Regions from separate parts of the Mus musculus genome. Here regions 1, 2, 3, 5, 6 and 7 are each linked to region 4. A link is a loop called in an ENCODE intact Hi-C map of the cell type or tissue named here. Cell type or tissue: heart. All regions are shown on one strand.

Region 1 (4,000 bases), 250 kb after region 4:
TTATTGGTTGAAAGCCAGGATTCATATGAAATGTTCCAAAACATTTCCAAAACAACCTGTCCCTATGATTTATTGATTTACCCAAATTTTCCCTTTTATGAATTTTACAATTAACATAATGCTGGTGACTAAACCCAGTGAGCAAAATAATAATAAAATTTGCATTATTTGTATATAAAATTTGTATAATTTGAATAATCCAAGATAGAATTTTTTAACTGAATTCTTGGAGTAGCAACTAGAAAGGCTGTTTATTACTGAGCTAGTACAACATACTTCGTTCCTTTGTACACACTGTCCTTAATTTGTATTTAAGTGATTACACAAACTTAGTCAGCAATTCAAAGTCCTGCTTTGGCACAAGGGTTTTTGTTTTTGTTTTTTTAAAGATTTATTTATTTTTATTTAGATGAGTACACTGTAGCTGTCTTCAGACACACCAGAAGAGTGCATCAGACCCCATTACAGATGGTCTGTGAGCTACCATGTGATTGCTGGGAATTGAACTCAGGACCTCTGGAAGAGTCAGTGCTCTTAACTCACTGAGCCATCTCTCCAGCCCTGGCACAAGTTCTTAAAGACTTGATTATCTTAAAAGTAAAACCAGTGACAGACAACTAAATATCAGAGATAGTATTTTTTTTTTTTAAAATGGAAAGCAACTTGTTCAACTTGTTAGTCAGGGCCATGAGACAGCTGACTTAAAAATGACCACACAGCTTCTGGTTTATCCCTTTCAGCCGTAAACATAAAGCCATTTCTCACAACATTACCAGATTTCTATCTGGAAGATAGGAATGATCACATAGAAAGATTTTATTCAAGCTAACAAAAAAGTACCTCACACTGAGAGACTGTCTTAACATACTGGGAAAGGCTTGAAAAAACAGCCTTAAAAACTATTTTCTCACCCAAAACATCAGATAAAAAGGTGTTAAATCTTTTGTTTACTTGACGCCTGAGAAGTCAAAAGCAGATCAGATTTGTAATAATTAACTTCCTTACTGTACTGGCTTGCCACAAGAAAGCAAGTGTGGATTAAATGACATCATTAGCTTGGATTCCCAATAAAGCTGGAATACTTCAATTTGCAACAGTTAGCTAAAAATAAAGACCTACCATTTGTATGAGGGAGTGGCAGGCGGTTCTAGTTTTATTTATAAGATTTCTTTATTTAAGAATGATGCTTACTGTAAAATAAACAGGAGACTGACTGAAATACATACTTTTTAGTTTTCACCTGAAAAACTGTTCTACCACAAGAAAAAAGAATGAAGATTTTGGTCTCAAAACAGGACATTTCTGTTTCTCTAAGATTTATCACTGCCTTGAAACCTCGTAGAAAAAAAATACTGCAATTGGTACAATTTCAAAATTAAACAGCATATAGATTAGCATTCCTAGAACTGAAGTGATGTCTGCCTTAACTGTCATTGTCGCCTTGGCGTTGTTATTTTCTGGGCTGCAAGTGCCAAGGGACATGAGAGATTTTCGTCTGTGAATGATTTCTGAGAAAGGTGACGCTTTTTAGACACTTAAGTCACTCTAGGGTTTTCTTTTTCTTTTTCCAGGTAATACAGTAATGTTCAAAAGTTAAACCACTGGCTCCTAACCCGTGCGTTCTAACCGCCTTGAGGGGTGGGTGACACACAAGAGATGCACAGAGAAGTTGCACCGGTCTGCGGTGAAGACCTTTCCGGCGCGCCTTCCTCCTAGGCCCAGGGCGAGCTTCCGCCGGGAGGCCGAGGAGGACCCAGACCTCCTCCGGAGCCCGCACGAGCCTAGTTCGGAGTCCGGGGGAGCCGCCTGACCCGCGCCCCGCGCCGCTACCTCCGCCACCTCGGGGCCCGCGCGGCTCGCGACCCTCAGCGGCCGCAAGCTGCAGTGCATCCCCGCGCTGTGCGGAGCCCGGGCCGAGAGAGAGCCGCGCGCCCCCGCCGCGGCCTAGCCCTCGCCGCCCCGCCGCGCCACCCAGCCCTCACTTACCAGCTGCTGCCGGACCCAGCGCCACATGCCCCCGCCGTCGCCGACGCCGTCGTGGCCCGCCGGACGCGGGACCGAGCGGCAGCAGGTGGAAGAGGACTCCGAGTGTGACCGGAGCAGGCGAGCCCCTCGGGCTTAAGTTCTGCTCTCTGCTGTCCCCGCTTTTCTACCCGAGTCGGGTCCCCATCCCGCCACCCCGGCCCGGAGGTCCTACAGGCGCGGCCTGGCTGCCAACCGCGCCCGGCGCAGCACTACTCCCCGCTGAGCCGCCGCCACCTTCATCTCTGACCGTTGTCACCCGAAGCACCGCCGCCCCCACGGCGCCGCCCCGCCCTCGCCCGCCATGGGCCCGCCCCCACGGCGCCGCCCCGCCCTCGCCCTCCATGGTCCCGCCCCCAAGCCCTGTGCCCCTCCCTCACCTGCTCTGGACCCGCCCGCTTCTTTACCTCTCGGAGGCCCACCCTTCCGTGTTTCCGCGCGGGTTTGCCCGCCCCTTTCCGGGGCGGTTTGTCGCGAAAACGTGAGCGCTGTCAGGCTCGCCGGCTCTGTGGGCCTTTTTCGAGTTTTTGTATCTTGGCCGGCTAGGCTGTAGCAACTCCTCGAAGAGGAGTTGGCTCTGCCCTGTCACAGATCTTCCCCCTCCCCCACCAACCCCCCCCCCCATCCACCCCAACATTCGGATCCACACCAGCAAATGTATGTGACCAAAAGGTCTGTGCCCAGACCATTAAATTATCAAAGACTTACATTTGGAGAGGGAGATGATTATGATCAAACTAAATTGTACAAAATTCTTATAGACTTGGTAAAAAAAATTTTTTTAATTGTCAAAGGCATTTAATTGCTTCACACATAACTCAGCGAGTAACCAAAGTGGACTAATATTGGGGAAAGTTTGAGATTTCTCTGTGAGAGTCCAGCCTGCACCTCAATTTCTGGAGCTATTGCTGAGTTCCTATCCTGATGAATTAAGCTGGAAAGGCTAAGGGGAGAGACTTTCCTCGGAAAGCTAATTGCTAAGCATGCAATGAAAACTACCTCCAAAGTAGCGTGACCTCTCTAACAAGGGTGTGGATAACTTTTAAGAAGGCCCATACAAGCAACTGGAACAAGTTTATACTGTCTAAAAGCAGCCACCTGTTCGTCTTCGTCGTACTCTCTTTTTCCTGAATTAAAACACGTCACCATCAGACATTTGTAATTTGAAAAGTAACATTCTGCAAAAACCTAAATCTAAGCTACGGTGATTAGACAAATCTGTCTTTTGGTTTCAGTAGTCATGTCTTAGTTAATCCAGCATTGCAATTAGAGTCTTTCAGTTATCTATGGCCTATAAAATCTGCAATGGAGCCCTTTAATCCCTTTTTAATCCCTGCACTCGGGAGACACAGGCAGGCAGATTTCTGAGTTCGAGACCGGCCTGGTCTACAAAGTGAGTTCCAGGACAGCCAGGGCTATACAGTGAAACCCTGTCTCGGGGGGGGGGGGGGGGGACCTGCAATAATTTTTTTTTAATATTATAAATTACCCAAATTTAGGACAGATATTTAAAAAGAAAAAGGAACCTTCGTTTTGCTCTTATGCCCGACCCTTACTCTGTGACACCAGCATAAAGTTACTGGAATGCTTTTAGAGAAAACAAAATGTTACTTCCGTTCTAAGGCAGTGTCCCAGAACCCACTGCGTCAAGCTCTACCCGATACTCTAATTGGGTCTCTGAAGTACGTATTATCCCGATTGTGCAGATGGAGAAGCTCAAGTTAAATAATTCGGCAAAACTGTGATTTGGATTATGGATAATCGGACAGTAGAACCTGTGTTCTTAAGCTATATTCCTAAACAAACTTACTTCTCACATCTCGTTTCTCAGTGACTTGGTTACAAAGTAGGCCTGGAAATGTTTTATTTATATGCCACCAAAATTTGTCAAGAAAACCTGTAAAACAGCAACCTAGAGGATGCATTACATATCATTGAACTGGCTTCCAAATTTCTAAAGGTGGAAGTGGACAGGGGG
Region 2 (4,000 bases), 140 kb before region 4:
ATTTGGGGCCCTGAGCTCCATCCAATAGATGACTGTGAACATCCACTTCTGTATTTGCCAGGCACTGGCATTGCCTCACACGAGACAGGTATATCAGGGTCCTGTCAGCAAAATCTTGCTGGCATATGCAAACAGTGTCTGGGTTTGGTGGCTGTTTATGGGACGGATCCTTGGGTGGGGCAGTCTCTGGATGGTCCTTCCTTCTGTCTCAGCTCCAAACTTTGCCTCTGTAACTCCTTCCATGGGTATTTTGTTCCCCATTCTATGGAGAAATGAAGTATCCACACTTTGGTCTTCCTTCTTCTTGAGTTTCATGTGTCTTGAAAATTGTATCTTGGGTATTCTAAGCTTCTGGACTAGTATCCACTTATCAGTGAGCGTATATCATGTGAGTTCTTTTGTGATTGGGTTACCTCACTCAGGATGATATCCTCCAGATCCATTCAATTGCCTAAGAGTTTCATAAATTCATTGTTTTTAATAGCTGAGTAGTACTCCATTGTGTAAATGTACCACATTTTCTGTATCCATTCCTCTGAGGAATCATGAGGGACATCTGGGTTCTTTCCAGCTTCTGGCTACTATAAATAAGGCTGCTATGAACATAGTGGAGCATGTGTCCTTATTACAAGTTGGAACATCTGGATATATGCCCAGGAGAGGTATTGCTGGATCTTCCAGTAGTATTATGTCCAAGTCTCTGAAGAACCACCAGACTGATTTCCAGAGTGGTTGCACTAGCTTGCAATCCCACCAGCAATGGAGGACTGTTCCTCTTTCTCCACATCCTCACCAACATCTGCTGTCACCTGAATTTTTGATCTTAGCCATTCTGACTGGTGTGAAGTGGAATCACAGGGTTGTTTTGATTTGCATTTTCCTGATGATTAAGGATGTTGAACATTTTTTCAGGTGCTTCTCAACCATTCGGTATTCCTCAGTGGAGAATTCTTTGTTTAGCTCTGTATCTCATTTTATAATAGGTTTATTTGATTATCTGGAGTCCAACTTCTTGAGTTCTTTATATATATTGGATATTAGTCCTCTATCAGATTTGGGATTGGTAAAGATTTTTTCCCAATATGTTCGTGGCCTTTTTGTCTTATTGACAGTGTCTTTTCACTTACAGAAGCAATTTTATAAGGTCCCATTTGTTGATTCTCAATCTTACAGCACAAGCCATTGCTGTTCTGTTCAGGAATTTTTCCTGTGTGCCCATGTGCTCAAGACTTTTCCCCACTTTCTCCTCTATAAGTTTCAGTGTCTCTTGTTTTATGTGGAGTTCTCTGATCCACTTAGACTTGAGCTTTGTACAAGGATGTAGTCTCCCCTCCCCCAGCCTGAAACCTGCTTGCTCAGGGGTGGAGCTTCCTGCTCATTCGTTCTGCCACGCCCACTGCTGGAACCTGCGGAGCCACACACGAGCACCTTTCTACTGGACCAGAGATTATTCCGCGGGAATCGGGTCCCCTCCCCCTTCCTTCATAACTAGTGTCGCAACAATAGAATTTGAGCTTTGATCAGAATAACTGTCTTGGCTACATCTCTTTCTCTCGCCACCTAGCCCCTCTTCTCTTCCAGGTTTCCAAAATGCCTTTCCAGGCTAGAACCCAGGTTGTGGTCTGCTGGCCGGACACAACACAAGGAGATAAGATTGGGTTGATTTGCCTTCTTCTACGTGCTAACCTCCAGTTAAGCCAGCACCATTTGTTGAAAATGCTGTCTTTTTTCCCACTGGATGGTTTTAGCTCCTTTGTCAAAGATCAAATGACCATAGGTGTGTGGGTTCATTTCTGGGTCTTCAATTCTATTCCATTGATCTACCTGTCTGTGGCTGTACCAGTACAATGCAGTTTTTTTTTTCACAATTGCTCTGTAGTACAGCTTGAGGTCAGGCCTGGTAATTCCACCAGACATTCTTTATTGTTGAGAATAGTTTTTGCTATCCTAGGTTTTTTTGTTATTCCAGATGGATTTTCAAATTGCCCTTTCTAAGTCAGTGAAGAATTGAGTTGGAATTTTGATAGGGATTGCATTGAATCTGTAGATTGCTTTCGGCAGGATAGCCATTTTGACTATATTAATTCTGTCAATCCATGAGCACGGGAGATCTTTCCATCTTCTGAGATCTTCTTTGATTTCTTTCTTCAGAGACTTGAAGTTCTAATCATACAGATCTTTCACTTCCTTAGTTAGACTCACACCAAGGTATTTTATATTACCTTGTGACTAGTGAAGGGTGTTGTTTCCCTAATTTCTTTCTCAGCATGTTTATCCTTTGTGTAGAGAAAGGTCAATGATTTGTTTGAGTTAATTTTATATACAGCTACTGCACTGAAGCTGTTTATCAGGTTTAGGAGTTCTCTGGTGGAATTTTTAGGGTCACTTATATATACTATCATATCATCTGCAAATAGTGATATTTTGACTTCTTCTTTTCCAATTTGTATCCCCTTGATCTCCTTTTGTTGTCGAATTGCTCTGACTAGGGCTTCAAGTACTATATTGAATAGATAGGGAGAAAGTAGGCAGCCTTGTCTAGTCCCTGAATTTAGTGGGATTGCTTGAAGTTTCTCTCCATTTACTTTGATGTTGGCAACTGGTTTTGCTGTATATTGCTTTTACTATGTTTAGGTATGGGCCTTGAATTCCTGATCTTTCCAAGACTTTTATCATGAAGGGGTGTTGGGTTTTGTCAAGTGCTTTCTCAGCATCTAAAGAGATAATCATGTGGTTTTTGTCTTTGAGTTTGTTTATATAGTGGATTGTGTTGATAGATTTCTGCATATTAAAACCATCCCTGCATCCCTGGGATGAAGCCCACTTGATCATGATGGATGATTATTTTGTTCTTGAATTCAGTTTGTGAGAATTTTATTGAGTATTTTTGCATCAATATTCATAAGGGAAATTGGTCTGAAGTTCTCTTTCTTTGTTGGGTCTTTGTGTGGTTTAGGTATCAGAGTAATTGTGGCTTTATAGAATGAATTGGGTAGAGTACCTTCTGTTTCTAGTTTGTGAAATAGTTTAAGGGGAATTGGAGTTAGGTCTTCTTTGAAGGTCTGGTAGAACTCTGCACTAAACCCATCTGGTCCTGGGCTATTTTTGGTTCGGAGACTATTAACTACTGTTTCTAGTTCTTTAGGGGATATAGGACTGTTTAGATCATTAATCTGATCTGGATTTAACTTTGGTACCTGGTATCTGTCTAGAAAATTGTTCATTTCATCCAGGTTTCCCAGTTTTGTTGAGTATAGCCTTTTGTAGTAGGATCTGATGTTGCTTTGAATTTCCTCAGGTTCTGTTGTTATTTCTCCCTTTTCATTTCTGATTTTGTTAATTAGAATACTGCCCTTGTGCCCTCTAGTTAGTCTGGCTAAGGATTTATCTATCTTGTTGATTTTCTCAAAAAAACAGCTCCTGGTTTGGTTGATTCTTTGTACAGTTCTTTCTGTTTCTACTTGGTTAATTTCAGCCCCGAGTTTGATTTTGTCCTGACTTCTACTCCTCTTGGGTGAATTTGCTTCCTTTTGTTCTAGAGCTTTTAGGTGTGCTGTCAAGCTGGTAGTGTATGCTCTCTCTAGTTTCTTTTTGGCGGCACTCAGAGGTATGAGTTTTCCTCCTAGGACTGCTTTCATTGTGTCCCATAAGTTTGGGTATGTTGTGGCTTCATTTTCATTAAACTCTAAAAAAGTCTTTAATCTCTTTATTTCTTCCTTGACCAAGTTATCATTGAGTAAAGTGTTGTTCAGCTTCCACGTGAATGTTGGCTTTCTATTATTTGTGTTGTTATTGAAGATCAGCCTTGGTCCATGGTGATCTGATATGATGCATGGGATAATTTCAATATTTCTGTATCTGTTGAGGCCTGTTTTGTGACCGATTATATGGTCAATTTTGGAGAAGGTACTATGAGGTGCTGAGAAGAAGGTATATCTTTTTGCTTTAGGGTAAATGTTCTCTAGATATCTGTTAAATCCACTTGTTTCATAACTTCTGT
Region 3 (4,000 bases), 66 kb before region 4:
AAACAGGCAACCTGGCAAATAACTGGTATTCAGACATACTTAAAAGGGTAAAGACTTCAGGAGTCCAGGCACAATGAGGCACACCTTTAATCCCAGCACTTGGAAGGCAGAGGCCAGTGGACTCCTGTGAGTTCAAGCCAGCCTGGTCTACATAGCACGCTCCATGCCAGCCAAGACTACACATCACGACCCAGTCTCAAAAACAACAACTCAAATACAATCTTCCAAAACAGAACAAAACCCAAAAACCTAAAACAAAAAATATCAGGGGGGGGGGGTGGATACTGGAGGCTAGAAGGAAAATATCCTCTAGTTAAAAGTGACAAAAACTGAATGAGGCGCCGTGTGGGTGAGGAGTGAAATAACAATTAGCATCTTTTAAGCTGATAAAGCAAAAGAACCTGTTATTCAGGTAATCCTACTGCAGAAGCCAATTATATAAGCCAGGGGCTGTAACTAAGTCTGCCAGTGCCACACAAGCCTCACCCATTCATCCTCCCACTTGCCCCTGGGACAGACTCGGGTCCAAGTAAGTGTATATGTCAGCCACTGGCATGGATAACTCGGCTACTCTCTACCCTCAGACGCTTAAGTACCACTGCCATTGTCCTAGTCAAGGCCCAGAAATGCTCCGAGAGCTGGTGTTTGCTCAATCCAGGAAGTAGCAGTGAAGTTAGAAGTGGTCAGATATGAATGTAACTTGAAGATAAACAAAGATTTACTTACTATAGGATTCAATGAGAACAAGACGAATCAAAGGTGTCACTGGAGAATGTATTGAAAAAGTTGAATCACAGAGTAGCCATTATCTATTGTAAACGGGCTGTTGGGAGAAGCAGAACTGGGTGGGATCCAGGAGAGGTTATCATATATGCTTATTAAAGATGCTTATTAGACATCTAAGAGGAGATATAGAGCAGAAAGGTAGACTAAGTCTGGAGTTAGGGGAAGAACTCAAGTTGAAAAAATAAATCTGAGTCGTAAGAATAGAGTTGTCATTTAAAGCTAGGGCACTGAATTAGGTCATCAAGGGGCTGACCATAATAAAAAGAGAGGCCCACAGGCTTAAACTTTAGAAAAATTCAGCATTGCTAGGTGTGGCATACAATTTCAATCTAGCTCTCATGAAGGAAGGCAGAGGCAGAAAGTCTCAGTGAGACTGTCTCAAAAGCAAGCAATCAATACACCTGCCACCTCCACATTAAAAAGAAGAAGAACAAAACAACACAAACAACAACGACACTGCCTCTGACTTCAACTGGGCTACCAGAGACACTGGCCAAGGTCTACAGGTTGAGAAACCAAGGAACTAACAAAAGAGATACAAAGAAAAGAATTTTTTTTTCAGAAACCTGAGGCCTAACATGCATTCAGAACAAACATTAAGTACATATCTGCATTAGTTACTAATGGTGGGTGGGGTAGGAATGGGAATGAGAAGTGAGCAATGTGGAGAAAACCACTGGCCACTGGGCCAAAGCCTGAGGGCACAGGTCCAAGATGCAGAATTATCCTTGAATAGTGAGAAAGCTGAGTTCTAATCACCAGGCCAGCCTTTGCTAGGGGTATACAGCTCACAACAGTATAGAAAGTAGATACCATCTGGAGGAGAGCTGACCACTGGGACTCTCACTAAATACAGAAATGGAAAACTGGCAGCAAAGCTCACGGGTGATGAAGGGTAGATTTAAAGACTGAAGGGGATACATGATGGCTGCGCTCTTCCTCCTGCCTTGGAAAAGCACAAGAATCCAAGTCCCTCGGCACCCTCTGCGCCAGAATGTGGGCAAAAGGGTCCCCACACTTCAAAGTTCTAGCTTTGAACGTTGCACCAGGGCAGCCACTCAGCCCAAGTGTTGACTTCTACTTTAATAAAGTCAGACAATACGAGACAAACTTCCAAGACAAGAAATAGCTGGATGGGCAACTCTGAGGACCGAGGCAAGAGGACCACGTATTCAAGGCATGCCTAGCTACAGAGCGAGTCCAAAGACAGCCTGGGCTACTACTGAATGAGACCCTGCCCCAAAACAAAAACCACTGTGACACGACTTAAGCCACATCGCCGAGCCCAGCCTCTCGGATGTTTGGCTTCTACGGGCTCGGATAACGTTCCATGCAACTCTGGCCAGAATGAAAGGTGGGAGCAGAGGACACGGGCAGTCCGGCCTCGCCTCCTACCTGCTCGATGTTGCCCAGGAAGAGCTCCTTGGCGAACGAGCAGCTCTGCAGGCTGGTGTGCAGCGGGCGGCGCCTCGCCGTGAATTCCCTCAGCACCCGGGAAGCTCGCGCCGCAGCCGCCGCCGCAGTCGCCCCACGCGAGAGCAGCACACAGCCAGACATGCTGCTCCTGACTTCAGACTTCAAGTCGCTGGAAGCCCCGCCGCTCCTCCCAATGACGCCAATCACCCGCGTCCGGGCATCCAAAGTCTCACCCTGCACCGCTGCAACCGGAAGCTAGCTCGCACTTCCTGATGACGCAAGGGCTGCGCCGCCTTGAGCGAGGCTATTGGACAGGTCGTTCCAGAATATGTTTAATAAATGTCTCCTACGCCAAGCATTGCTGTATGTAATGTCTGAGTATGTAATTTAGAAATTGTAGTTTTTTAAAATTCATCCGAACAGGCTAGGAAGTAAGTGTGTGTGTGTGTGTGTGTGTGTGTGTGTGTGTGTGTGTGTGTGTGTGTTCTTTCTTGTTATACTTTTGCCAGTAAGAAAACGAAAATACTCAAAAGTCAAGCTGCAAAACTACCACCCAGGCTCCCAAACACAGCTCTTGTGCCTGTGTGCTATTCTCAGCACATCCTCTAAAGAGCAGATTAGATTTCATCAAATAAACCTAGAAGTACAACTTTTGTTATTCTCATCTCACTTAATGTAGGACTTAGAATATTGCTAAATGGGTATAACAAAATGACAAGGGACCTATTTTACTAACCCACTTCTGCCTAATTCTCTTAAATATGTGAGTGGCGTGGTATCATTTTGTATGGGAGACTGCATGAAGCACTAAGAGCATGCTGTTTCCTCCTTTCTTGAATCTACCACTCCCTGTGTTGTGCACCCCCCTAGTCTGGCCCCTATTGGCCACAGTCTTCAGACACTTGCTTTCTTCACCACTCCCAGGGCAAGGCATTTCCCTTGGCTCGGTGACCTACCCTATGAAACTATAAACACCATGTTTGTTTGTTTGTTTCTTTTTATGATTTATTTATTTTATGTATGTGAGTATACCATTGCTGTCTACAGACACACCAGAAGAGGGCAATGAATCCCATTACAGATGGTTGTGAGCCACCATGTGGTTGCTGAGAATTGAACTCAAGGCCTCTGGAAGAGCAGTCAATGCTCTTAACCGCTGAGCCATCTTTCCAGCCCTTGTTTGTTTTTTTTAAAATGAATCTTATGTTGAGGAAGTAAGCCAAGGCAGGGCCTGGTCCAACTGGTCCAGCTCTCACATCAGGGTTTATTCATATGTCTGTTGTCTTTATTTCTAGGCAGGTTGTCCTGAGGGAACCAGTGTGGCATCAACTGTTACAAGATGACTCCTTCAGAAAATACATGCAGTTTTAACACCAATAGAAAGCATTTATGCCCCACTGGGGACTGCATAAGGAACTTCCCAAACTATGTAGCCCAGAGCCTCACTATTCTTTTCCTTTTATGCACAAAAAGCAAGTAAGAACAGTTAGCGAGAAGTGAAACTACAGAAGCCAAAAAGCAAGGTTAATATGTTTAGGGACTTTCCCAGGTCCTGGCACTATAAACTAGGTCTTTGATGAATTAGGTCTTTGTTCCTATTTTGGCAGGTTAGGGTTTTGGCAGATTGTTGTTGCCTATGTACTGAGTTCTAAGGTCAAAATGGTGTCTCTAAGATGGCATCAGTTGAGTCAGTGTCTCACAGGCTATTGAGGCCACCTTTTAGTCATGGGAGCCAAGGAACTACTTGCCCTAACTTAGTCTGAATCTTAGTAGACTGCCTCTTAAAAAATATCTATCT
Region 4 (4,000 bases):
ACACACACACACACATATATATATATATATATACACACACACACATATATACACACACACACACACACACACACACACACACACACACATATATATATATAATCAAGACCAGTGTGGTGGTGCACACATTCAGTCCTAGCCCTTGGGAGGCAGAGGCAGGCTCTCAAACTCTGTGAGTTAGAAGTCAGCCTGGTCTACATAGTGAGTTCCAGGACAGTCAGGGCTACATAGAGAGACCGTGTCTCAAAAAGAAAAAAAAAAAAAGTCATGTGAGATTTTTTTCCTCTTTATTTCTTGCTTATTTGGAGGCCATGTTCACTTTTTTGCTGTTTTAAATATATATCTTACATTCATTTTAAGTACAAGATGAAAACAATTTCTCCCCACGCCCAGAAAACAGTGTGTGGTTTTTTTTTTTTTTTTTTTTTTTTAATATGGAACTCTTCACACCTGAAACAGCGTAAAAGTAAACAACTAAATGAAAACCTGAGGAAATATTAACCTCTATAACTAGAGTTCTTATAACTCTGTAGGAAAAAAAGATATCCAGCCACACAAACAAAGCCAGTGGCAAGTACTCCCAGGGACGTTTTGAAACTATGTGATGACTCTACCGATAAAAGTCTAAACTTACTCAATATAAGATATCCTTCCTGAAGGAAGGAATTCATTTCTGGTGAACTCCAGAGGGATGGGTTCTCTTTTGCTGGCCAATGGGCCAGATAAGTAGGAACCTTCTCGAAAATACACAAGCAAGCCAATTTGTATCCAGACTTTCTAAAAGTTCGAATCTTTCAAGAAAACATCTTAGATTTTAAAGACAGGTGCAGGACTACTAGCCCAGACTGGTCTCGAACTTGGTCTGCAGGTTAGGATGGGCTTGAACTCCTGATGTTCCTGCTTCCACTTGTGTCCCCTTATTTCTAATTATTTTCTTAGTTCCTGGATTTATTTGTCCTTTGGTGTTAGTTTTCTGATTTCACTAATTTATTCCTCTTTACATTTGTTTTCCTTCTGCATTTATGTTTGTTTTTCATATCTTATTTATTTTGGTTTTTGAGGGACAGCCTCAACGTATTGCTCAGGCTGGCCTGGGACTCACTGTCTAGTCAATCCTGTCACTTACTACAATCCTTCTGCTTCAGCTTCTGGGATTGCAAATATGCGCCACTACGTCCCATTTAGTTTTTGCACTTATAACCCTTCGATTGGCTGTTTCACTTACTGTGTTTTTCTCCCCCATATGAGCTCTGCCTCAGCTGTATCAAATACCTACACATAGCTTTTACTGTGTCTTTGTTTCCTGCCACGCAGTTTCCACTGCCCCTTTTTCCTGATGTTTAGTGAGAAAGCTTGCATTTTGCTTGAGTGGTGGTTTGAGGGGCTGTGCATTTTCCTCTCATGCTCTGTGCTAAAAAAAAAAAAAAAGAAAAAAAAAAAAACCTGGCCCCGCCCCTCCAGATGGAGCCCAGCCCCTCACAGTTCACTCCCCACCCCCCAGGCACATGGTCCAATCAGCCAATCGGTACCTTGAAACACCCAGTTTTGTGATTGGCTCTTGCGGAGACGCCTACTTGCTCTTCGGAGCTACGGTGGCGGATCGGGGACAAGAAGCTTGCGCAGGGAGGGACGCTTTCAAGAATAAGCCAAGCAGCTTTTGGAATCCAGCAGAACAGCGCGGAGATGGCGGCGGCGGCGTTGTTGGCTGCGGTGGACAGGAACCAGTTGCGACGGGTCCCGATCCTGCTGCTGCAGCCGAGGTGACTCAGGGGTACTGCCGGTCCGTGCGCGGCCCGGATGCGAGGCGCTGGGTCACGTGAGAGCAGCCCTTTAAGTGCCTGTGTGTAGTTTTGGTAGGCGCTGTCCCACTTCAGTCTTTGGCTCTTCCTACAGACTCTGCCACCTTGGCTGGTTTCTGATCTGGGCACCCCGCACGGTGCTGCAACCGAAGATGGCATACGTAGCTAGAGGCTTGCACCAGGACCCCTTTCCCAAAGTCGCTTTCAGCTTAGCTCCCTCATTTTGAGTGCAGTTCAGAGAAGGATTTCTAGAGACCTTTCCCATTGCTGGGAAGAGTCAAATTAATGAGGGGTGAGTTTTGTCGAACGCTCTTGTTCACAAGTTTGAACAAAGCTGGCAGATGACTACCCCGGATCCTTTTGGAAACGAAGCTCCACGCTTTGACAACAGTGAAAACCCCAAGTCATGTAGATAGATTACTTCACCATAATCATCACCTCCTCGCATTCTGAAAAACGTACTGGCCCAAGGGCAAGAACTGCCTGCAGAAGGTTGGGTTCCCAGCTTACCTGTGACCTTGGTCGAGTTACCTAATATCCGTGCTTCAGTTTCTTCTGCTTGGAGGTGATGATACTTGTATCTAGCAGAGGTAATATAAAGACGATACTAACCCCCTCGTATGTCCAAATCAACACGTGGATAAAAATTTAAACACATCATGGTCCATTCAACAAACAGTGGTCGATGCCCTGGATTTTCGGTGAATACTAAAATGTAGGTCTTCACCCTATATTTTAAATAAGAAAGATGGTGAAAGTTGTATTAGTGCTGTTTTTCTTCCTGTGAATTTCCTTAGGTTCCCAAGAATACCACAGAGTCATTCTCCTCTCAAGGCTTAGTTATAGCTGTCATCCTGCTAATAGTTTTTAAAATTAAAACTCTTACCAGCATGAGAATTTTACCTTTTCTTTTTTCTTTCTTTTTACCAGCCATGATTCCTCTAATACCTCAGAGAAAAGAATTTGATTAGTCAGACTCTACCCATGAGAATAGCGGCTGTCTTAATTGGTGAATTATCTCCTGGCAGGCAATTTACTCGTCATGTTTAAATGTTTTGAGATGTAGCAAAAAGAGCTTTGAAAAATGGGATAGAGAAATCAGAACATTGTCAAGATAAAGGATTGCACTTAAGGAGTGTGTCTGACTGCCTGACTCAGTCTTCACTAGCTGAGAGGAAAAAAAAAAAAAAAAACATTTTAGGCTATCAGTGGTCCCAGGTTGGATACATGACAAAGCTGTGATTTCTTAGGCAGGACTGGAAAAGCCTTAAACCCTAACTTACCTGGAGAGGTCAGAGGGGAAAACAATGCTCCAAGCTGAAAAATTCCTTTAAAAGACCAGGAAAGTTAAGTTTTCCTCCTTGAAGAGCAAGAATGTGGGGTGGGCTGAATTGGAAAGATTTGTAAGAGCACCAGTCTCTGAAGAAGCCATCAAGCAGAGCTCTCCCGCCAAAGATGGATGTTTTCCCAGTTGGCTCCAGAGTGACAGCATCTGAGAAAGTGTGCCTCCCAGGATGCTAAGCCTCCGGTGTTCCTCACATGACCCTTGGGAGATACTAGTCCTGCTGGTTGCATAGTTGCATGTAAAGGGTATATGCATATTGTTGCAGTCATATAATATCTAATGTAGCCTGTGATCTTTATGCTTCATGAAGGAACTAAGCTCATAAGTCTCTATATAACCGTGGTCTTGTTTGGGAAAATTGTATACTTTAAAACCGGGCAGTATCTTCAAGATTGCCTCGTATGGAATGGGAGCTGTAGGTTAAGCACTTGGCTAGCATGTTTGTGGTCCTCTAAAACTCAAATTCATCTATTTGTAAAGCTTATTCCTTGCTGTATAAGTTTTCTCATTGGGAGGGTATTAATGAAAAAGAGATCGAGTAACCCCAATGTCAAGCGACCTGACAATGGGTAAGTGTATGTTGAAGAGTAACCAGAATAACTAGCCATAGCCTACTTTTTTTTTTCTTTTTCTTTTTCTTTTTTTTTTTTTTTTTTTTTTTTGTCTTTTGAAGCAGGATTTCTCTGTATAGCCCTGGCTGTCATAGAACTCACTCTGTAGACCAGGCTGGCCTCGAACTCAGAAATCTGCTTGCCTCTGCCTCCAGAGTGCTGGGATTAAAGGCGTGCGCCCCCACTGCCTGGCTTAAAGATTTATCTATTTTTGTTTATATTAGTACACTACAGCTGTCTTCGGA
Region 5 (4,000 bases), 67 kb after region 4:
CATGTTACTTACCCACTCTGTATGTCAGTGCTCCCTACAAAATAGGTGTAGCTGCAACCTGAAGTTTGCTTGAGTGTTAGAGGCTTAGTACAACACATGGCGGATCCTCACTCTTGTGACCTAGTGTGTCAGGGACAAAATAAGACCAAACCAGGAAGCTTGGTACCGAAACAGGAGCTGCATTGAGTGGGGGTCATGACAAAGGGAGTGGAAAGATGAGGGAGAGACCTGCCTATGACTCCAGACAGGCTCACGTTAGGAAAGTTCTCGGAGACTTTGAGGAAGAGCCTCCAGTCTGCATTGCAGACAGACACCTCTGGTGTAGAAGGAAAAGTACAGAGAAGATGGGGTGGGAGACATACTTGCCTGCAATCCCAGGCCGCACTGTTGGCTGTTAGCCTGGGCAACATAAAGAAACTCCATCTCAAAAGGGGATGGAGAAAGGAGGGTCCCAATGAGAGATGAACCCTATTAAAGGGCAGGGGAAGAATTCGGGTTTACTCAGATGATGAACTCGGCGAGCTTAGACTAAGGGAGATGGGCAGTTCTGATATTTAGCTTATGTGATGAAAAAGCAGGGGAATGCAGGTTTAGGGATAAGATTTTGGCTTTGTAGAGCTTTGGGGGGGTCTGTGGGATGAGCAGAATTTGTGCTTAGGGCATGCCGCTGCCGAGCTTTAGATAAGATTTTGGACTCACTGGGATATGGGCAGGGTCTAGGAAAAAGGAATATATGAAGAGATTCAGGGATGGTTCTGGAAAGCCCACCACTGAAAAGCCAGAGTTAGCTAGCAAAGAAGAATGGTAAGTGAAGGGGAGACTATAAATAAATCAAGTCATGAAAAATTATGGGAATTCTAGGAGGACGTGTTCAAATTCAGGAGAGAAAGAGGTCAAGTGGAACTAAGAATCACCCCTTGGAGTTGGCACTTAGGAAAAAAAGAGCTTTAAGAAAACCTACAAGCTATTGTTGCAATAGTCTAATGAAGTGTAGCAAGAGACTGAGTCCTCTTCGTTAATATTTTAAGTTGCTAGGCTGAGTTCCTAGAGAATAACCACAAGTGTGATCTAGTTTCACCCTTGCTACTTGGTATTTTCTTAGGGCCTGGCGAGAAGATGCCACATCAGCGCACACACACGCACACGCGCGCGCGCGTACACACACACACTCGCATTGATGGTGTAAAGAATGAATGGGTGACAACAGGTCTGCAGTGCCAAAGATCTGCCTCTGCAGGGCTCTGGGAGCCCCCACCACGTGGCTAGTTCTAAGCAGTAGCAGGAAGCTCCGAGGAGGAGTGACAACAGTTGTTTTAACAGAAACTTTAAGATTGTTAGCTTCTAGGGGTGATCTGGTGGTATTTGCCGGTGGTAAAGGGAGACCCACGTTTGGTGATGAAGATGCGGATGACATATATAAACCTGGGCAATCTTGGACAGCTTTTTCTATGTGCCGTACCTTTGTTTTATTTCCTCTCTCTGCAGGGAGTACTGTATTTCCTTCTCCTTGCAGCACACACTTGTCTTCTGGCCCACAGCTCAGCAGGCAGGCTAGGTCAAGCTTGGCCCGTCCACCAGGCATGACAGTGGCTCTAGGCGCAATAGTCTCCCGGATTCTTCCAAAAACTTACCTGGGAACTCTGACGTGGAGCTATTAGGAGCGCACGGAGGACAGGACGCGGCCGTGACGAGGGCGCCCTGAGTGGGGGCGCAGGCAGGGCCCCGGCGCTTCGTCCTCACTGTGCCCGCGGCCGCCCGCCGCGCGGGTCTCAGCGTGTGTCCGCAGCCCGGGCTGCCGGGTCGCCCGGCCGCTCGTGCCACGGATGCCGGCAGGCCAGGCCGCCCACCCCGGGGCCCGCGCCCTCCGCCTCCCGCGGCCCGGCCGCTCCGCGGGCCGCCGCACTGCGCATGAGCGGGAGCCCGGCGAGCCCGTGAGAGGCGCCGCCGCCGCCGCCGCCGTCCATTCGCTGCGGAGCCGGAGGAGGAGGGGAGAGGTCCGGAGGACACCAACATGGTGAGGAACCGCGGCGCCGTGCCGCCCGGCCCGGGCCCCCGGCCCCGCCGCGCTCCGCTACCGCTGCTCAGCCGGCGCCCAGCTCGGCCCGTCCCTCCCCGGCGCCGCCGCTACGCGAGGGCCCGGCAGCGGAGCGCGGCGGGGCCTAGTCGCCGGAGCGGGGCCGGGCGCGGAGGCGTTGGGGGACGGCCCGCGCCCCATTGTGCGGCCAGGCGGCGCCTGGGCAGCGGGCCTGGCGCTGCCTGGTCCCGGCCGGGCCCCTCGGTGCTGGCGGCCCTGGCGAGCCGGCGTCGGCCTTGCTGGTCCGCGCTGGCGCCAGGCGCCAGGCGCCCGGGAGTTGGGGCGGCTCGGCTGAGGCTCGGTCCCTGCGAGGGGACTGGGAGGCTCCGGGCTGCGGACGGAAGTGCAGCCGGGGGACCCGAGACCTGCTGCCTTCCGAGCGCCTGCTCTATGTGCTTGGGGTGGGAGGAGTAATTGCTTTATTATAGCAGTTAGGGACCATTTGTGATTCTTAAGAAACAGTTTGTCAAGTTGCTCCTCTCCTGGTTTTTGTTTGGGTGAGAAAAAGTCACGGAAGCTGGAAGACGCTGTGGTGAGCTGAGTCCTTTGTCATTAAGTACCTGGCGCTGCTGGTCACTGCTTTTCAGTTTGGAAGTATACAGTCACACCTTGTTGAAGTTCCCGGCTGGCTGCTGGGAGAAGAGTAAAAGTGATGAGGTCCTTCGCTCCGGAGAGCTGAAAGGCTTCTTTGGGGAGGGTGTATGCCCAGTCTTGAGTCGTGGGGGGTTGATTTTCGCTCAGTGACACTTATATGGCCCCAGCCTTGGTGTCATGTGTTGATTATGTGTTTAGGTCCCAACAGAGTCAAGATTTCTCTTCTGTGCTTACGTTCGTAAAACTTTATATTTGTAAGGAAGTTCCGGTTAGTGTTTGGATTGAGAGTACAGTAAAAGTTCAGAGACCCAAGAGAGAGTTTGCAGGTTCTCCTTTAATTATTTGAACAGGCCTTGGATATTACTCCTGAACCCCCAAGAGTTTCCACTCTCTTACTGGGGTGCTTTCAGCAGGCTAAAATAATAGAGTGCGCGTCTCTGATGGACATTCATCACGAGTATGTATGCAGTTTCCCACAGTCCACATCAGACACCTGCCCTCGAACCCAGTGCCTGCCAGTGCTCATTAGGAATATAGGATTCATGCCGTTTCAGTGAGAGCTAGGGTTAGGACTTGTAGCCTTCTGTTCCTTTGGTTAATATTAAATCAGCTCATTTTGGAGCTTAGCCATACGTCATGCAATCGTACTGGTTGTGGTTCCTGGTTGTTAAGATGTCCTTAACTTAAGGCACTTTCTATGCCTTTACTCATTTTCTGTCACATGTACAGTCTAGGTATGATCTTGTTAGTTTAGAAAGTCAATATGGGTCCATAAGAATCTTATAGTAAAAATATTTCATTATAAATTTATAGTTGTTTTCCTAGACGTTATAAAATGGTTTGGTAAGACTGTTAGGAGTTTTGTTTTTGGTATGTGTACCACAACTAATTTCTACAACACAAATTATTGTCCGTTTTAGGAAAGACATAATAATAGATTATCTCACTTATTTTTATAAGGGGGAGGGAAAAAAACCCCACAAGCTACCTACCTCTCATACTCACACAGAGACCAAAAATAGCCCAGGGCTGGGATCAAACCTAGGCAGGGTTTCATGCTTGATAGGCAAGTGTATTTTAAGAAGTATTCAAAACATCTGAGTTTTTCCCCCTTATTTATTAGATGTCAGGACAGGGTTTGTTAACTTCTAAAGTTCTACCATGTTTAATAATTTTATGATTCCAATGATTTTTTTAAATGTGTAAGATATATGCAGATGCTGTAATTTATTAGATTTTTATAAATTACATAAGCCTTTAGACCTACAGTGTCTTAGATCACTTGATATGTTTCCTCCCCCTTTACAGAAGTAGACATTGAGGCTCCAGAAG
Region 6 (4,000 bases), 60 kb before region 4:
GAGCCACCTCTCCAGTTCCTTCAGTGACTTTAAAGCATGATTTATTCTTTAGTACTTGTGCAACTGAACTTCTGGGTGTTCAATAGCCATACTTTGACTCCTGTATCAATGTGGTCAGAGGGACAGAAAAAGAGGGCAGTCAAACATGTTTACTTCCGTGATCATCCAGCTCCCATGGGACTATGCGTTGGTTGGTTTGTTTGTTTTATCAAAATGTCTTATATGTCTGGTAAGTCACCTGTCCTATTGTTCAGAGAGCCAAGGAGACCCCATTCTGTGGTTTCTAACCAGTCTGTATTTGCAAAGAAAAGGGTCAGTACACAGATGAAGTCATGGTCAAGCTAGACCTCTGACTCATTCTCAACATATGAAATTACTGATATAAAAATGAAAAAGAATAAAAGATACAGGGACTCCTTCTAAATCCAAGTGCTAACCGACCGTAATGGGTCAGGGTTGGGGTAGGGTTCATTTTGGCAGTCTGCATTGTCATAAGTAATCCTAAATTAAAATGATTGACATACCACAAAACTAAAGTAGAATTTAAAGGAAACAGACAAAAATTCAGCCTTAAACATGATTTCCCATTAAATCCTGTGTATGAGCTGCTGACATACTTGATAAAATATCAGAGCCACTCCAGCTATAATTTTAAAAAAACCCACTCTATTTAGATAGTTTATCTGAATCTATCATTAACTATAGCCTCACTTCAACCCTGGTTTTCTTATAAGATTGTCTTTCTTTTATTATATTTCTTCACCAAATTCCCTTTTTAAATTATTTTTTATCGAGTTATTTTATTTTATTTTATTTTATTTTATTTTATTTTCTGTGCATGAGTGTTTTTGCCTGAATGTATGTCTATGCACCATGTACATACCTGATGCCCACTCAAGACAGAAGAGAGCATCAAATCCCCAAGAACTGGAGTTTTAAACAGTTGAGAGACACCATGTAGGTGCTGGGAATTGAACTTGAGTCCTCTGCAAGAGCAGCCAGACTTCCTAATTATTGAATGCTTCCTTCAGCACCTTTAAGCCACATTCTTAATATATCGTACTCAATATGATTCTAAAAAGAACACTTTCCAAGTGATTGTACCCATGAGGGATGATTCTCCTAAAATAAGCAAGGCCATGGCTTTCCTCACTCTCATCCTTTCTGTGGTCACTGAATGACACAAAAATATTACTCTTGCTTAAACCTTGCATTTTAATCTTGTAAGATTCATGTCTTCTTGGTGATCTAACGGTTTCAAACTCCCCAGTGACACAGGAATTCCAGCTAACTCCCATGACTGGAAATATGAAGCTTCATCTTCATTCAATAGATGAAATAGGAAATTCTGTGGACCTTCTTAAGCGGAGACTCTACCCACAATCAGTACAGAAGCAATTACAGATTATTGATCATCACTTTCTTAGTGGATTTCTGTTGCTGTGACAAAACACTGATAGAAATGTAACATGAGGGCAAAGGACTTATTTGTTATATGGCCCTAATCACTGTCTATCACCGAGTGAAGCCAAGGCAGGAACTTCAGCAGACCATGGTACCACCTTTCCCAGTGGGCTGGAAGGTCTGCACCCATCATTAATAAGGTTCCCCCACAGACTTGCCTACAGGCCAGTCTGATGGAGGGATTTTTCTCTACTGGAGTTACCTCTTCCAAAGTGATCCTGGGTTGTGTCAAGTTGGCAAACTAGCAAGAATTAATTGACTCCTTCTCAACTTAATACAAGCATATCATTATCAAGTATAACTTCTTTTAATTCCAAGATCTCATGTTAATATTACAATGCATCGGTTAACCTACTAACAATAACCACAGAGAAGGCACCAAAATGTGTCAGATGTATTTAACGAATATAAATTAAGTGACTTTCTAGTTTGGATTAGTTTGACAAAAAGTGAGACTAAATTTAAATTCTCCACTTCTCTCCCTGGGTCTGTCTGTGTTACTGTATTGTCTGCGGTCTGTCTGTTGTGTGTGCCTGATCAGATCTGTCTCTATTTCCTGTGTCTGTTTTGTGTTTCTGTATGTGTGTGAATCTACCTGCCCCTAAAAAGTGCTTTGTTCTGCATTTATTGAGCAACACATAAAACAGCCTGGGAAGAGAATGACGGATCCTTTACAGAAATCCTCAACAGAGTTTTTGGTTTTGTTTTTAGACAGTCTCGCAATGTAGCCCTGGCTGGCTTGTGGCTCACTGTGTAGACTAGGTTGGTGTCTGACACAGCAACCCATCTGCTTTCCTCTATTGCTGGAATCTTTCTATAATCAGTACTGAGATACTGACAAGAATGGAAGAGAAATGTCACTAGTGGACTGAAGCCAGGCTAGCTCCTGACAGGCTCCATTCCTGAGTCCAGTTTGCAGTTTCATTTGATACTCTAAAACCACACGGTGGCGCCAGCAAGCAAAGGAAGTGGGATTTTTCCGGGCAGAAGTATACCTGCCAGTTAGCTTTTTACTTTGTAAAGTTACAGTTGACAGGTGTAAGTTTTTGTGACCAGGCTCCTGAGGTCAATCGCTGGCTTTGGCTTTCCAGTTGCCTTGGCCCCTACCCAGAATAGGAGTTAGAGGGTTGAGGTTAGGTTCAGGTAGACTAAGTGAGGTCTGGGTTACTTTTAAAGGCTAGAGGGTTGCAGTTAGAATGCTAGAGGGATAAAGTTAGGTTAAAATTAGGGCTTGGTTTGCAGTTTGGATTAGACATGGGTTAGGGGGGTTTTAGAGTTAGGCTTAGGATAAGGTGTTTAGGGATAGGCTTAGGGTTTAGGACCTTGTTTAAGGTTTCTACTAACGGAAACATCAGTTCCTGTACGAATAATGGCTTCCATGAGGACCTAATTATTTAAAACTGTAATATAAAGTTTATCAACAGACATTGACTGAGTCCAGTACACATTCATGGAATCAAATGTTTGAGTCTAGCATTCATTCTCAACCTTAAGGATAATAACCAATTCTGCCATTCTGTTCAAGCTGGAATTTCGTGCAGGAGCATACGCTGCTACACAGAGCAGAGATGGGACTCGTCGTGCTTCTTGGGAGAAGCATGGATCTCTCTCATGATACCAGTGACAAAATTCATTTCACCATCTTTGTAGTTAAAGGGACTCAGATAGCTCCACCTGGCTCATTGATAAAACCCCACAGGAGAATTCGAGCCAGATGTGTACAGAATATTTCACTCAGATTCTCCACAGGAGCCCATGAAGAGCTTCTCTGAAACAAACCACATCCTGGGACACAAAGCCGATCTTTTAAAAATCCAGAAGATTTTAAATAATTTTCTTTCCTATCTCAGCATAATGCAATAAAACTTAAAGCCAACAGAAAACAAAGCTCTAGGGAGTGCACAAACTCATGAAGATTAAACTGTTCATTATTGAGTCAAGAGAAAAATAAATAAAGGAAATTTAAAATTCCTAAAACTAAATGAAAGTGAAAATATAACACAACATAACCACTGGTAAATATTAAAAGCAATCCTAGGAGGAAAATATACAGATCCAAGTGCCTCAATTAAAATATCAGAAAGAGGCTCTGAGCAGTCTGGTATCCCTGCTGGACCTCCATTGTCATCCTCCATCTGGCCACCTTCATCAGAGCTGTGGATTCTCAACCATACAGACCTGCCGCTCTGGAACCATATAAGGTAAGGATGCACATCAGAGGCCCTCCACACCAGGACAATTGAGGTTAACTCCTTCCCAATACTTACTCCAACACCAATATCCAAGGACCAAAGTCATCCAGATGGCTAAAGGCCCTAGAAAGAACACAATCAAGAAAAGCTAGGGCAAGATGAGACCTTCAGAGTTCAGCTACTCTACTACAGCAAGCCCTGGATATCCTAACATAAACAAAGCACAAGAAAATGACCTTAAATCCAATCTTATAAAGATGATAGAGACCTTCAAAGGGGAAATGAATAAATCCCTTAAAGAAATATGGGAAAATGCAACCAAACAGGTAGAGGCCTTTAAAGAG
Region 7 (4,000 bases), 150 kb before region 4:
TAAAAAAAAAGGCTTCTGGGTAGAGGTTGAGGCCCAATTACCTGCCAGCATGGTGTGGTTTCACATTTAAAAATTAGGCCTTTCTTTGCTAGCTTAGAGCTACCGGGGGTCTCCTGCTGAGAAAGGCCAACCCACAGCCAGGTTTACCTTGCAGACCGGCTTCATGCTGAGAAAGGAAAACTCACAAGACTTATTTCCAGGCTAAAAAGAAAAGGCCTTTTTACTAATCCCTTAAGAACTTTTTTTTCCCCAATGGCTGCTCTCAGGAACCGCCTCAGTGGGTTAAAGGCACTGGCTGCCACAACTGTCAACCTAAGTTTGGTCCCTGGGATTCCCTTTATGGACAGACGACCAGAATCCTCTCACCCCACAGGATCCCATGGCTGGCATGCACCTATCCAGCTCAGAAGATAAATAAACAAATGAAAAAGAGACAATAACAACAGAACAAGGAAGCAAGAAAGGCTAGTGAGTCTAAACAAGGGGACAAGCAGGCCCATGAGCCCTGTCACCTTCCGTCCCTACAAGGGATGCAGAGCAAGGCGGGAAAGCCCAGAACTGGTTTACAGAACACTTCTCCCATGACTACTTGGCAGTCTGGATTCATTCTTACAAACTTGCAGCAAGGATTTAATTAAGCAACCAGAAGGCCTCCTGCATGCTAAGTACAACTGGCAGAATATTGATCAAAAGGCTGAGATAGCTCAAGTGCGTTTCAGATGGGAGAACACCAAGACATCCAGCAGCGTCCCAATGCGGTCTAGCCTCACACCCCAGGCTGCTGGGACGATCAGCCCAGACACTGACATCATTGGATGCTCCTAGACACTGGAGACAAGGCAGCTGGTGTTGGCATCTCTGAAACCCGGGCAAGGAAAGGGCCAAGTAGAGTCAGATGAAGATAGACCCATCACTATGGAAAATCTCCAAAAGGCAAGTACAACCCCAAAGCATTCTGATTGGGGTTCCTGTGTCTAAGGATGACAAAATGAGAGGCATTGTGTGTGTGTGTTTTAATAAAAAATCAAGTGATTTTATGTTAAATATCCATAGGGTAAATCCTTTTTAAAATGTCGCCCAGTGTGTGGAGTGGGGAAAAAAACCAATCAAGCAAAATGTATGTCTATTTGAAATGCTGCGTGGGAAATGGGTGTTAATATTATTTTTTAAATGGGCATTTGGGAATGCGGTCAGGAGATGGAAATTTAGGAATCTTCCTCCAACCAGAGGAGAAGCGAGGACAGGGGAAGAGCAGTCATCTGGATAGGAGATTCTGCTTCGCGTTTATCTAGACTGCTCGGGAGGAGGGACAGGACACCTCACTGAACACTTTCCCTGCGGGAGCCCTACGCTTGCAGGTTATCGCCGCACAATCCGGGCTACTAGGCTGGAGCCTCTGAGGACTCCAGGGCAGCAGGGTCTGACCCTGGGCCTTCACTGCACCGGCTAGCTCGGGGGCGCGGCCGGGTACCGGGGATCTCCAGCTCAGGCTGCGCGGTGACGCATGGCCCACCAAGGGGGACCTCAAGCCGGCCGATCCCAAGGGCCGGCCGCAGGAAGGCGGGGCCGCCGTCGCCCCCCATGCAGTCGCCGGCTCCCCCTCGGCTCCCCGCAGCCCTCCAGCCTCGCCGCGCCACGCACACACTCACCAGCAGGCTTCAGCAGTGCTCACCGTCCTCCCACATCGAGCACTGGCCGCAGCCGATTCCCACCGGCTCTACACAGCCTCCCTCCAGTCTCAGGACACCATGCACACTCACCATTGTGGCTTGACTACGCGGAGTCCGCGTCCTCCCGGTGGATGGCCCGGCACCCTACAGACGCAGGGCAAACGGATGCCGCAGGGCTGAGCTACAGTCTACACCGGAAGAGACCCAGCCTGAGGAGGATTCCAAGATCCTGGACTTCAGAAACACAGCATGAAGGCCCGCCCCCTCTACCCTGTCTAAACGTCTGATTCGAAGTTCTCACCATCGTGCTGCTGATTGGATGACTTTCCGGTCCCGCCCCATCAGGCCCCAGCACTACCCTATGGGCTGAAATGACAAGTTTTTGGTACAGTTGTAGTAAAGCTGACCCTAGAGGAATCATTCCCATTTACTATTGTATATAAAGTCAGACCAATTTATGAATCATATATATGTATATTATTCGCAATAGAGAAGAGCTTTGGCACCATTTCCCCCTGAGCTCTGTCCTTGAATTTCAAATTTTAAAAGGGGAAAAAAATCTCCTGAATCAGCAATATTGAATATAGAAAGGGGGAGTAATACTCAAGTGTTACTGTACTGGCTAGTTTTGTGTCAACTTGACACAGTTGGGGTTACAATAGAGAAAGGAGCTTCAGTTGAGGAAATGCCTCCATGAGATCCAACTGTAAGGCATTTTCTCAATTAGTGATCAAGGGGGAAAGGCCCCTTGTAGGTGGGACCATCTCTGGGCTGGTAGTCTTGGGTTCTATAAGAAAGCAAGCTGAGCAAGCTAGCAAAGCATGCCAGTAAAGAACATCCCTCCATGGCCTCTGCATCAGCTCCTGCTCCCTGACCTGCTTGAGTTCCAGTCCTGACTTCCTTTGATGATGAACAGCAGTATGGAAGTGTAAGCCTAATAAACCCTTTCCTCCCCAACTTGCTTCTTGGTCATGATGTTTGTGCAGGAATAGAAACCCTGACTAAGACACTTACTTAATTTAAAATTTTCTACTGTTCATATTAAAGTTAAAACAGTGATTGTAATAAAACCCAGTATATCCAAACATATCATCATATGTGGAATTGGTTACACACACACACACACACACATATACATATATGTATACATACATACATACATACATATACACATATACATACATGCACACATATGTATACACACACATATATGTGTGTGTGTGTGTGTGTGTGTGTGTATATATATATATATATATATATATATATATATATATATATATATATATATATGTTACTATACTAAATCATCCAAATTCGGGTCTTCAGCAGGTTTCAGGTCACGTCTGTCACAGTCCTCTTCTGAGAGCTATAATTTTCCTGACCTCAAGAAAGTGAGGGGAACCTGAGAATCTCTCCCATTTATGTCAGAAGTGAAGCAACACAGTTTCCTGCCAATATTTCTTTTAGGTCCCAGTGAATGGGGGTAACCATGTCCTAAAACAGATCAGGGGACTTCAACCAGGAGTGTTCAAAGGTGGGCACATGAGGAGGGAAGCCTGTCTCTTGATCCCTCCATGGCCTTGCCCCCCTGTGATTTAAATAGATTATAAGAAAAATTACCACCACCACCACCACCCCTTTTTAGTTTGGCCTTGGACCTAATTGTCAGGCTGTAGATTCGGGTTTTCTTTTGTGAGACATGGTGCAAATTTAATTACCCAACCATATGCACACATGTCTACAAATTTTTCTGTATAATTCAACACCATCTAGCAATAGATCATCCAACTTTAATTAGTGGGGAAGTAAACTAATGCATATATAGCAGCTACTATTTGCCAGGTAACTTAGGATTAAAATATCATTAAGTCATGGTATCGTGCCTGTAAGTGTGCATTCATCTTCTATCTCTGAATAACAAACCACACTAAAACTTAGCGGATGGTGATAAGGCAGCTCCTCACTTGAGGTTCAGTTGAACTATTTCTGATCTGGTCAGCTGATGGGTGTCAAGGTGGTACAGCCCCGGATGGTGCAGCCCCGGAGAGTGAGCTGGCTCAACTTTACTCCTACTGCTCTCATAATGTCCCATCTTTTCAGCTTCCCGTGTAAACTTGTTCTCAGAGAGATGAGGAAGACTGGAAAGAAAAACAAAAAGACCTTTTCAGCCTAGGTATCAGACTAATAATTTCATAGACACAACGTTTTGTGAGCCACAGCAGGAAGAGACCAACTCAGTTGCAATGTACAGAAACAGAGACACCTGTTGATAGGAGCTACAGAAAAACCATGTTGCCTAAGTCTCGGGATACAGGAAGAATGAAGACATG

Evidence for each region. A loop is a pair of places that touch in the nucleus more often than their neighbours do. Peaks named below come from ENCODE experiments on the same cell type or tissue, not always from the same donor. Only the 100,000 strongest peaks of a DNase experiment are listed, where the experiment ranks them.
Region 1: a loop joins it to region 4, with 3 times the contacts of the local background. A loop is called at or near these places in 4 of 42 quality-filtered maps.
Region 2: a loop joins it to region 4, with 2.5 times the contacts of the local background. A loop is called at or near these places in 5 of 42 quality-filtered maps.
Region 3: it touches region 4 in a loop (3-fold over the local background); 16 of 42 quality-filtered maps call a loop at or near these places.
Region 5: a loop joins it to region 4, with 4 times the contacts of the local background. A loop is called at or near these places in 11 of 42 quality-filtered maps.
Region 6: a loop joins it to region 4, with 2.6 times the contacts of the local background. A loop is called at or near these places in 17 of 42 quality-filtered maps.
Region 7: it touches region 4 in a loop (2.9-fold over the local background); 6 of 42 quality-filtered maps call a loop at or near these places.

The regions. Positions count from the first base shown.
Region 1 is chr3:35,752,397-35,756,396 of GRCm38, reverse strand. It overlaps Atp11b (ATPase, class VI, type 11B), which reads right to left and starts at 2,334. Exons shown (of 30, transcript NM_029570.4): 1 at 1,987-2,334. The coding sequence starts at 2,013. In heart, a CTCF peak has its summit at 1,869; DNase peaks (open chromatin) are centred at 1,756 and 2,326; H3K4me3 peaks cover 2,217 bases; H3K27ac peaks cover 1,571 bases.
Region 2 is chr3:36,142,700-36,146,699 of GRCm38, reverse strand. No RefSeq gene overlaps it. Among named protein-coding and RNA genes, the nearest start is that of Zfp267, 6.4 kb to the left of the region's middle. In heart, no CTCF peak of the experiment used is centred here; no DNase peak of the experiment used is centred here.
Region 3 is chr3:36,064,452-36,068,451 of GRCm38, reverse strand. It overlaps Acad9 (acyl-Coenzyme A dehydrogenase family, member 9), which reads right to left and starts at 2,473. Exons shown (of 18, transcript NM_172678.4): 1 at 2,182-2,473. The coding sequence starts at 2,343. In heart, no CTCF peak of the experiment used is centred here; a DNase peak (open chromatin) is centred at 2,411; H3K4me3 peaks cover 1,854 bases; H3K27ac peaks cover 1,279 bases.
Region 4 is chr3:35,998,241-36,002,240 of GRCm38, reverse strand. It overlaps Mccc1 (methylcrotonoyl-Coenzyme A carboxylase 1 (alpha)), which reads left to right and starts at 1,563. Exons shown (of 19, transcript NM_023644.4): 1 at 1,563-1,760. The coding sequence starts at 1,684. Mccc1os (methylcrotonoyl-Coenzyme A carboxylase 1 (alpha), opposite strand) reads right to left here and starts at 2,328. Exons shown (of 3, transcript NR_029456.1): 1 at 1,530-2,328. In heart, no CTCF peak of the experiment used is centred here; a DNase peak (open chromatin) is centred at 1,580; H3K4me3 peaks cover 1,573 bases; H3K27ac peaks cover 1,427 bases.
Region 5 is chr3:35,930,799-35,934,798 of GRCm38, reverse strand. Dcun1d1 (DCN1, defective in cullin neddylation 1, domain containing 1 (S. cerevisiae)) reads left to right here and starts at 1,833. Exons shown (of 7, transcript NM_001205361.1): 1 at 1,833-2,014. The coding sequence starts at 2,012. Gm15952 (a long non-coding RNA gene) reads right to left here and starts at 1,721. Exons shown (of 4, transcript XR_880768.3): 1 at 1,632-1,721. In heart, no CTCF peak of the experiment used is centred here; DNase peaks (open chromatin) are centred at 1,958, 2,408 and 2,698; H3K4me3 peaks cover 3,322 bases; H3K27ac peaks cover 2,422 bases.
Region 6 is chr3:36,058,697-36,062,696 of GRCm38, reverse strand. No RefSeq gene overlaps it. Among named protein-coding and RNA genes, the nearest start is that of Acad9, 5.3 kb to the left of the region's middle. In heart, a CTCF peak has its summit at 2,405 (motif pointing right); no DNase peak of the experiment used is centred here; H3K27me3 peaks cover 730 bases.
Region 7 is chr3:36,148,956-36,152,955 of GRCm38, reverse strand. It overlaps Zfp267 (zinc finger protein 267), which reads right to left and starts at 1,876. Exons shown (of 4, transcript NM_001101478.1): 1 at 1,761-1,876. The coding sequence starts at 1,763. In heart, a CTCF peak has its summit at 1,689; a DNase peak (open chromatin) is centred at 1,935; H3K4me3 peaks cover 1,727 bases; H3K27ac peaks cover 1,741 bases.